Linked DNA regions of Homo sapiens: region 1 is linked to region 2. A link is a loop called in an ENCODE intact Hi-C map of the cell type or tissue named here. Cell type or tissue: K562. All regions are shown on one strand. Region 1 has its middle 30 kb from the start of LINC01788. Region 2 overlaps LINC01788 (long intergenic non-protein coding RNA 1788).

Region 1 (4,000 bases), 75 kb after region 2:
TAAGCACAATTCTAACTAGCTTCCCTTAGCCCTGTCACTGTCCTGTTTCCCTCTTCCTCCTCAGTGTATCTACTTGGGGTCTTTCAATTTTGCCTGCCTGCATATCTTTGCATCTGTGGTGACGCTGATGGAGCCCAGGTGTTTATTCTGTTTCTCTTGATCATGGTAACTACCTCCCCAGTAGCTCCGCTCTTCCATCCCCTCTAACATACTCTTCACTACGGTGGTCCCGCCGTAAAGCTATTGGAAGCACTGCCATAAAGCTATTGGAAGCACCACCGTCCAGCTTAAAAATCCTTAATGGATTCCCGATTACATGCAGAACTGAGAGGTCCTTAGCATGGTATACAAGACCCTTCATTCATTGGCCACTGCTATTCAGATGCCAAGTGAAGAAGAGCAGCCAAGGGGGCTGAGAGCCACGTGTAAGACTTGGTCACAGGTAGCGTGGGGATAACTTCTGGCTTTGTGCAGATATCTAATGTGGTGAGTGGCCCTCGGAGGCTGTGGACGTCTGGTCTTCTTGAGCCTTTGAGAAGGTAAAGAGTCAATAGAATTAGGAAAAGCTGTTCTTTCTTGGCCTACCAGAGTTCTAGCATCAAAAATTGAACGGTTTTATCATTTTACAATCATTTTATTTTTTATCAAAAAAGTATAAAATTTTTATTAAATATAAATTCATGAGAGTTTTTTCAATCCCCAAAACCCAGTAACTTTTATTGCTTTACTAGAAAAAGTATTATATTGGGATTATTTTGAAAATTGCATGCCAATACCTAACACTGTTGTCTTGTTAGTTTCCTTGAGGTTTATTGAGAATATATTGGAATAATTTTAAATATTTTATTACAGAAGTTTTTATATATATAGGCAAATTTCAAAACAACATCATGGAACATTTAAAAGCTCAGAAATAATTTGAGGCAAGGTTTAAGCAAATAAAATCACTTCGTAATATCATTTTAACAAAATTATTCAACTTTTCTCCAAAAGAAAAGTGCAATATCATTTCCTTTGTCTTTTTTTACCTTTTAATTTAGGTTCAGGGGTACATGTCCAGGATGTTCAGGTTTGTTACATAAGTAATGTGTGTCAAGGGGGTTTATTGTACAGATTATTTCATCATCTAGGTATTAAGCCTAGTATTCATTAGTTATTTTTTCCTGATCCTCCTTTTTCTTTTTGTTGTTGATTTTTGTTAAGTATATAGAGGCAAAGAAGATAGAAATCAGAACATGATATCTTGAATATTCTCCATTATTCTATAACATGGTCCTTATTTTATTTTGGCTTATCTTGTCATGTTTCTAAGGCAGATACTTCATGTTAATTGTAGATTTTCCATAGATGGCAAAATGGATTTTTTTTAAATGATACATGGTAGCTCCATCTTCCTGCAGGTCACAAGGCAACCTGAGGGTATTGGGTAACCTGTGGCTATAATATAAAGTATATGAATTTAAATTATAAACTTATACTTTAGGGATTGACGAATTAGCATTGGCTTAAATTTTGTTAAAATTATGCTTAAGAGTAATATAAAAGTAATATTCTCTTTGTAAGGCAGGAAAGCAGGCCAAGGGACTCAACAGCCTCTCATTGGAGTTTTCTCTCTGATTATCCCAGTACTTCACTCTCGCTCAAAACGGTTACACCAACCACTCTTATAGCATAACCATAACTTAATGTAATATGAATAACCATATTAGCCACAGGAAAGACATTACACATATAAAATTACAGGAAAGCTGTTCCCTTACCAATAGTAAGAACATCTAGCCTTCCCCATCAGGATGCTTCAGCTACAACTGGAAGAATAACAGACTAAAAGTAGTTCAACAATAGGAGTTTAGTAAGTCATATAAACCAAGTCTGGTAGTAGAAAGTTTTAGGGAAATCCAGCCCTTCAAAGAACAATCGGGGACCTAGGCTTGTTCTTTCTTTTTTCTCTACTCTCTTTGGAATGCTTGCAAAGTGTCTCTTCATAGTTGCAAAATTGATGTTATGCTTCTAACTATAATCATCATGTTCACACAAGATGATAGCCAAAGAGAAAAGAAAAGTCCGTTTTCTCTCTCTCTCCACCTTCCCCCTTTCCTCGACTCTCAGTATAATGGAAGGTGTAAGGACTAAAATAAAGGCCAAATATTATGTATTGGTTTGACATCTCATGAAAATGTTAGAGCCTCCTATGGCCCAACTAAAATTCTTCCTCCCCACTCTGCTCCCACAGATAAGGTCCCCTAGCGAAAAGACCCTCCTTATCAAGGTGACCAGACACAGCTCCTATTCACGCTTGAGTATCAGGTTTCAGTTCCCTGACAGCCCACAGGATTATTCAAACAAGCCCGTCACATACCCCCTCAGGAACCAGGGGAGAACCACATCCTGTTGATATGACAAAGCCTGCCCCCTACTACCCCTAGCTGTTCGCCGTGGTCCCAAATGCAACACCTTCCCATGTGGCCATGTGTGGCATGGGCTCCCCTCCACTCCCCTCCTCCTCCCCTAGAGCTATGAGTATATGTGGCCAATAAACTGCTGCAAATCTCACCTGCCCAGCTGTCTTTATATCCCTAGAGAGGGAATTCCTCACTCTCTTGCCAAGGGAGTGAATTGAAGCCAATTTTAAAAATCCTGGAAGGAAATCATTCCCTGAATTTCCTCAGAAAACTTCTATTTTCTTATGTCTCATCTACCAGAAAAAAATCAGAGTCAGCCCAGAGCTAGTCACCAGCAAAGAGGACTGTAATGATTATGACTGGCTTAGACTAGTCAGGCAGCACCCTCTGCAAGGTGCACAGAGCTGCCTGCCATCAGGACACAATTGGGGCTCTGTTAGGGAAGAAGAGGGGAGGCCCTCACACTCACCTTTTAGTATTACTAGGATTGTCTCTGCAAAGGCACAGTTAGAAGCACTGTCAGGTCTGCTTCTAACACGGGAAGTCTGGATCTTTTCATTCTGCCTGTCCCTGTAGTGGGTGTAGTAGTAAATCAAAGGTGAATGGCTGCCAAGGGGATGCAAAGAGGGATAGGCGATATCAGTATAAACACTCTGTTTGCATTTAATCCAGTCAACCTCTATGTGTGAAAGATATTAGCCTCACTCTGCTGATGGAGAATTAAAGCTTTGCACTAAGTTCAAGGGCACCACATACTAAGTAGTGGATTTGGGATTCAAATGTGGGTCTGTCTGACCACAGAGCTTAAGCTCTCTTGTCACTACACAGATCAGGTGGGCTGAGGCATGAATCTCAATGTCACAGGAGGCTGCTGAAGGCGAGGAAATAAGCTGCTGACACTAGAAAACTTGCTTTAGTAGCATGAAATCTAACCAAATGAGGCCCTGGGGGTTTCTTTGGGACAAGGAAATAAGAACCCACTGGAGCAAAGTGAGTTTTCTACATAGATATATCGAACTTACAAGCCAGCTCTCAGTCATCTGGGAACTGATTACACAATCTGAAGATTAAAATTCACCTCTGCTTCCTCTTCTACCTGAGCCCTACATTTTGGTCATTCTCCTAAACAGAAAAGAAGTACATAAATATGCTACTCAAATCAGTCACCTTGGTAATCGATTAATAGATTTGATAAATTTTCTCTAAGGGAGAAGAGTTCATGTAAATCGCTTTGAGGATATCTATGGATTCTGAGTCATAGCTTTTTTAAAGCGGATATAATGTGTTTATTTTAATTCAATAATTCTAGTCTTTGTTCCAGTATTTTAAATCATTTCTTTTCAAAGCTCTCATTTGAATCTACTTCATAACAGAATTAGTAAAGTAAACGAGAAGATAAAGAAGTAAGCATATTTGTGTAATCAAATTAAATTATGTATGATTTTAAAATAAAAAAGACAAAGCTAAGTGTAGTAGGCTGAATAATGGCTCCTATAGAGACCCACATTGTAATCCCTGGAACCTGTGAATGTTGCCTTATAGAGCAAATGAGATTTTGCAGATGTGATTAATTTAAGGATCTTGAGTTGGGGAGAGCA
Region 2 (4,000 bases):
TGCACACTGGGGCTCATTATTGAACCACAACAGCTCTGGGGGAATGGGTTAGTTGAACTGGCAAGGAGCAACCCACTCTTGTCATGGGCCTCTGGATTCCTGACAGGAGGGAACCCTTCGACCACCATGGACAATTGAGGTGGCAGGAGGAGCTGCTTAGAGAAGTGGTGGGGCAGCAGGCGAGCTGATGTGAAGCGCAGAGTGGCTGCGGTGTGGTGGTGGGAGTGGCTGTAGTGGAGAAGGGCCAGGGAAGAACATCCCTCTAGGCTCAACTTGCTGCCATAGGAGACTTTAGCCCTAAGGGAACTGACAGATTTGACCTCTGAAGGGCGGTGGAGCACCTCAGATGGGGCTGGTTCAACCTGAGCACTCCTTGGTCTGCTGACCTCTCTAGGGGCCCCAGCCTGGCCATGACTTCTTATAGGGCAGTCTTGGGTTCCCTGAGAATCCACACCATGGCTTCTGTGCCAGCAGACCATCCCTGAGCAGTGAAGAGCTCCAGAGAGGCAGCTTCTAAGGCTGCATACCAACCCACATGCACCCTCCCCATAGTGCAGCTTCCCCTAATCCCATGGCAACTCCCCACATCACTTTACTGATGCATGTCTGCATGGGCAGGTTTTGCTTTACTTGCTCCACCAGCATGTGTGAGTGCAGTACACCTCTCAACCCCACCAGACTGCCACTGCAGAGGGAGCCTTGATGGGAACAGAGCCAGCAAACCCCACCTCAGCCAGTGCCCTGCTCTTGCTCTAACACTGGGAAGAGAACAAGGTATCCTCCCTGAGCCATCACTCCAGCTTGCAGAGCACAGAGAAGGTACCCAGACCTGCACTGGCCAGCACCTTGTCCAAGCCAACTCCACTTCCATGCAACAGCACACACAGTCTTCAGCAGGCCCCCCCGACCTCCGCTTTCCTCCTAAGCTGCCTTGCCTCCCTCACTGTGATTAACATCCACAGGGAGCCAGCCACCACTGCATCCACTAGCACTCTGCTGCAGCTACTGCATCTTGCCACCACCCCCACCCCGAGTGGTGGACTCCAAACCTCAAGGAGCCAGACAACAAAGTCAGGACCCAATACAAGTCCTCCAGAGTTACAGCATGTAGCCCAGGAGTTGGGGGCTGAGCATTGGCCACTTAAAATTTCCCAGAAATGAAGCCAGACAACTGAATCCACCTTATACTACAATCACACCCTCAAGGTCATCAAATAGGATAAAAGAAAAAACATTCAAAGATTAGTAACTATTGCAGGATCTGGCCAGCAGCCCACAATGCAACAGGGCTCTTTCTTTGTTCCCAGGCGGATCGGCAGGTCAAGAAATAATAGACACACACAAGATAGTGAAAGCTGGGTCCAGGGGGGTCACCGCCTTCTAGTCCCGTGATGCCGCCAATGCACTGGATATACCAGCATTTATTATTGAGTTTAGTGAGGGCAGGGGTAGGTTAGTGAGGGATTTAGGGTTGTTTGATTATGAGGTGAGATGGTCACATGAGGATGAAGAAATTCTTTAACATAACATCTGTATGCAGAAGTACAGTATACAGAGATAAGAATTTACAATATAGTGTGTGCATCAGTAATTTCTAACAGAGTCTTAAAATAGAAACACAGTCTTCTCGTAACCTATGACTAGCAAGATATTAATCAGCAGTAACAGTTGCAGCAAAAGCTGGTTACAAACAATCCATAGAAACAGGATGTGAAGCTAGACAACCGGTTAGACCAGAAATTCTCAGAAGGGAGTATGCCTTAACCCTAAAGAGGCCTCGAAGAGCCATGGCAAGATGAGGGCGTTTATAGCCTTATCTTATCCATATGAACAGGCGCCCCTCATGCATCCAATTCTAGGCTCTCCACAAGGGTCACTTTCCATCCCCAGAGCTACAAACATCTGCTTTTCTGGGATAGGAATCTTGGTGATGTGAAACCTCCCTGACTGCAAGTCCGTTCATAGGCTCTCTGCAGGGGGAAGCACATCACATGCTGTTGGCTCATTCTGGCAGTCCAACCTGGCATTGTCTTAACACAATCTTGCATGCGATTTTGTATTTACAATAATCAGGAGCATTTCCTCTTTTATTCCATAGCAATAGTTTCAGGGGGTCTCCCTACAAGTTACCTCAAAGATTGAAGGTAGATAAACCCACAAAGATGAGAAAGAATCAGCAAAAAATTGCTCAAAAAGCCAGAGTGCCTTCTTTCCTCCAAATGACCACATTACCTCTCCAGCAAGTGTTTGGAACTATGCAGAGGCTGAGATGGCTGAAATGACGGAAATAAAATTCAGAATATGGATAGGAATGAAGTTCATTGAGCTCCATGAGTACATTGAAACCCAATGCAAGGAAACTAAAAATCATGATAAAACGTTGCAGGAGTTGACAGACAAAATATCCAGTAAAGAAAAGACAAAATATCCAGTAAAGCTCTGTAACTGACCTGACAGAGCTGAAAAAACACACTACAGGAATATAATAATGTTATCACAAGAATTAATAGCAGAATAGACCAAGCAGAGGAAATAATCTCAGAACTTGAAGACTGGCTTTCTGAAACAAAAGACAGGGAACAAGAATAGAGGAAAAAAGAATGGAAAGGAATGAACAAAATCTCTGAGAAATAACAGGATTATGTACAAAGATTGAATCTATGACCGAATAGACCAAGCAGAGGAAATAATATCAGAGCTTGAAGCCTGGCTTTCTGAAATAAAAGGCAACAATAATAGAGGATAAAAGAATGAAAAGGAATGAACAAAATCTCTGAGAAATAAAGGATTATGTACAAAGATTGAATCTATGACTGATTGGTGTACCTGGAAGAAATGTTGAGAATGGAACCAACTTGGAAAATATATTTCAGGATATCATCCATGAAAACTTCCCCAGCCTAACTAGAGAGGCCAACATTCAAATTCAGGAAATGCCAAGAACCCTGGTCAGATACTTCAAAAGATCATTCTCAAGACACATAATCATCAGATTCTCCAAGGTCTAAATGAAAGAAAAAATTTTAAGGCACCTAGGGAGAATGGTCAGGTCACCTACAAGAGAAGCCCATCAGACTAACAGTGGAACACTTAGCTGAAACCTACAAGCCAGAAGAGACTGGGCACCAGTATTCAACATTCTTAAAGGATGGAAATTCTAAGCCAGAATTTAATGTCTGGCCAAACTAAGCTTCATAAGCAAAGGAGAAATAAAATCCTTTTCAGACAAGCAAATGCTGAGGGAATATGGGAATTTGTTACTTCTAGACCTGCCTTACAAGAGCTCCTGAGGAAGCACTAAATATGGAAAGGAAAAACTGTTACCAGGCATAACAGAAACACACTGAAGTACACAGACCAGTGACACTATAAAGCAACCACACTAAAAAGTCTGCAAAATAACCAGCTAACATCATGATGACAGAATCAAATCCACACATATCAATACTAATCTAAAATATACATGGGCTTAATGACCCAATTAAAAGACACAGAATGGCAGCCTGGGTAAAAAACCAAGACCCACTTGTATGCTGTTGGATTAGTCCATTCTCACACTGGTATAAAGACATATATGAGACTGGGTAATTTATGGAGAAAATAGGCCTAATTTACTCACAGTTCTGCATGTTGTACAGGAGGCATGGCTGGGGAAGCCTTGGAAAACTTACAATCATGGCAGAAGACAAAGGGGAAGTAAGGAACGTCTTCACATGGTGGCAGGAGAGAGAGCAAAGGAAGAAGTGCTACACACTTTTAAACAACCAGATCTCATGAGAACTCACTCATTATCATGAGAACAACAAGAGAACAACCCCCATGATCCCATCACTTCCTACCAGGTCCCTCCTCCAACATTGGAAATTACAATTTGACATGAGATTTGGGTGGGGACACAGAGACAAACCATATCAGCTGTCTTCAAGAGACCCATCTCACATGTAATGACAAATATATGGTAAAAACAAACGGATGGAGAAATAATGTACAAAGCAAATGG

The links. Hi-C counts contacts between places; a loop is a spot of excess contacts. Peaks named below come from ENCODE experiments on the same cell type or tissue, not always from the same donor. Only the 100,000 strongest peaks of a DNase experiment are listed, where the experiment ranks them.
Region 1: it touches region 2 in a loop (5-fold over the local background); 1 of 110 quality-filtered maps calls a loop at or near these places.

The regions. Positions count from the first base shown.
Region 1 is chr1:70,674,288-70,678,287 of GRCh38, reverse strand. No RefSeq gene overlaps it. Among named protein-coding and RNA genes, the nearest start is that of LINC01788, 30 kb to the left of the region's middle. RefSeq lists a cis regulatory region at 1,974-3,390. In K562, a CTCF peak has its summit at 2,389; DNase peaks (open chromatin) are centred at 2,297 and 3,087.
Region 2 is chr1:70,749,724-70,753,723 of GRCh38, reverse strand. All of the region lies in intron 5 of LINC01788 (long intergenic non-protein coding RNA 1788), which reads right to left. Among named protein-coding and RNA genes, the nearest start is that of LINC01788, 45 kb to the right of the region's middle. In K562, no CTCF peak of the experiment used is centred here; a DNase peak (open chromatin) is centred at 1,873.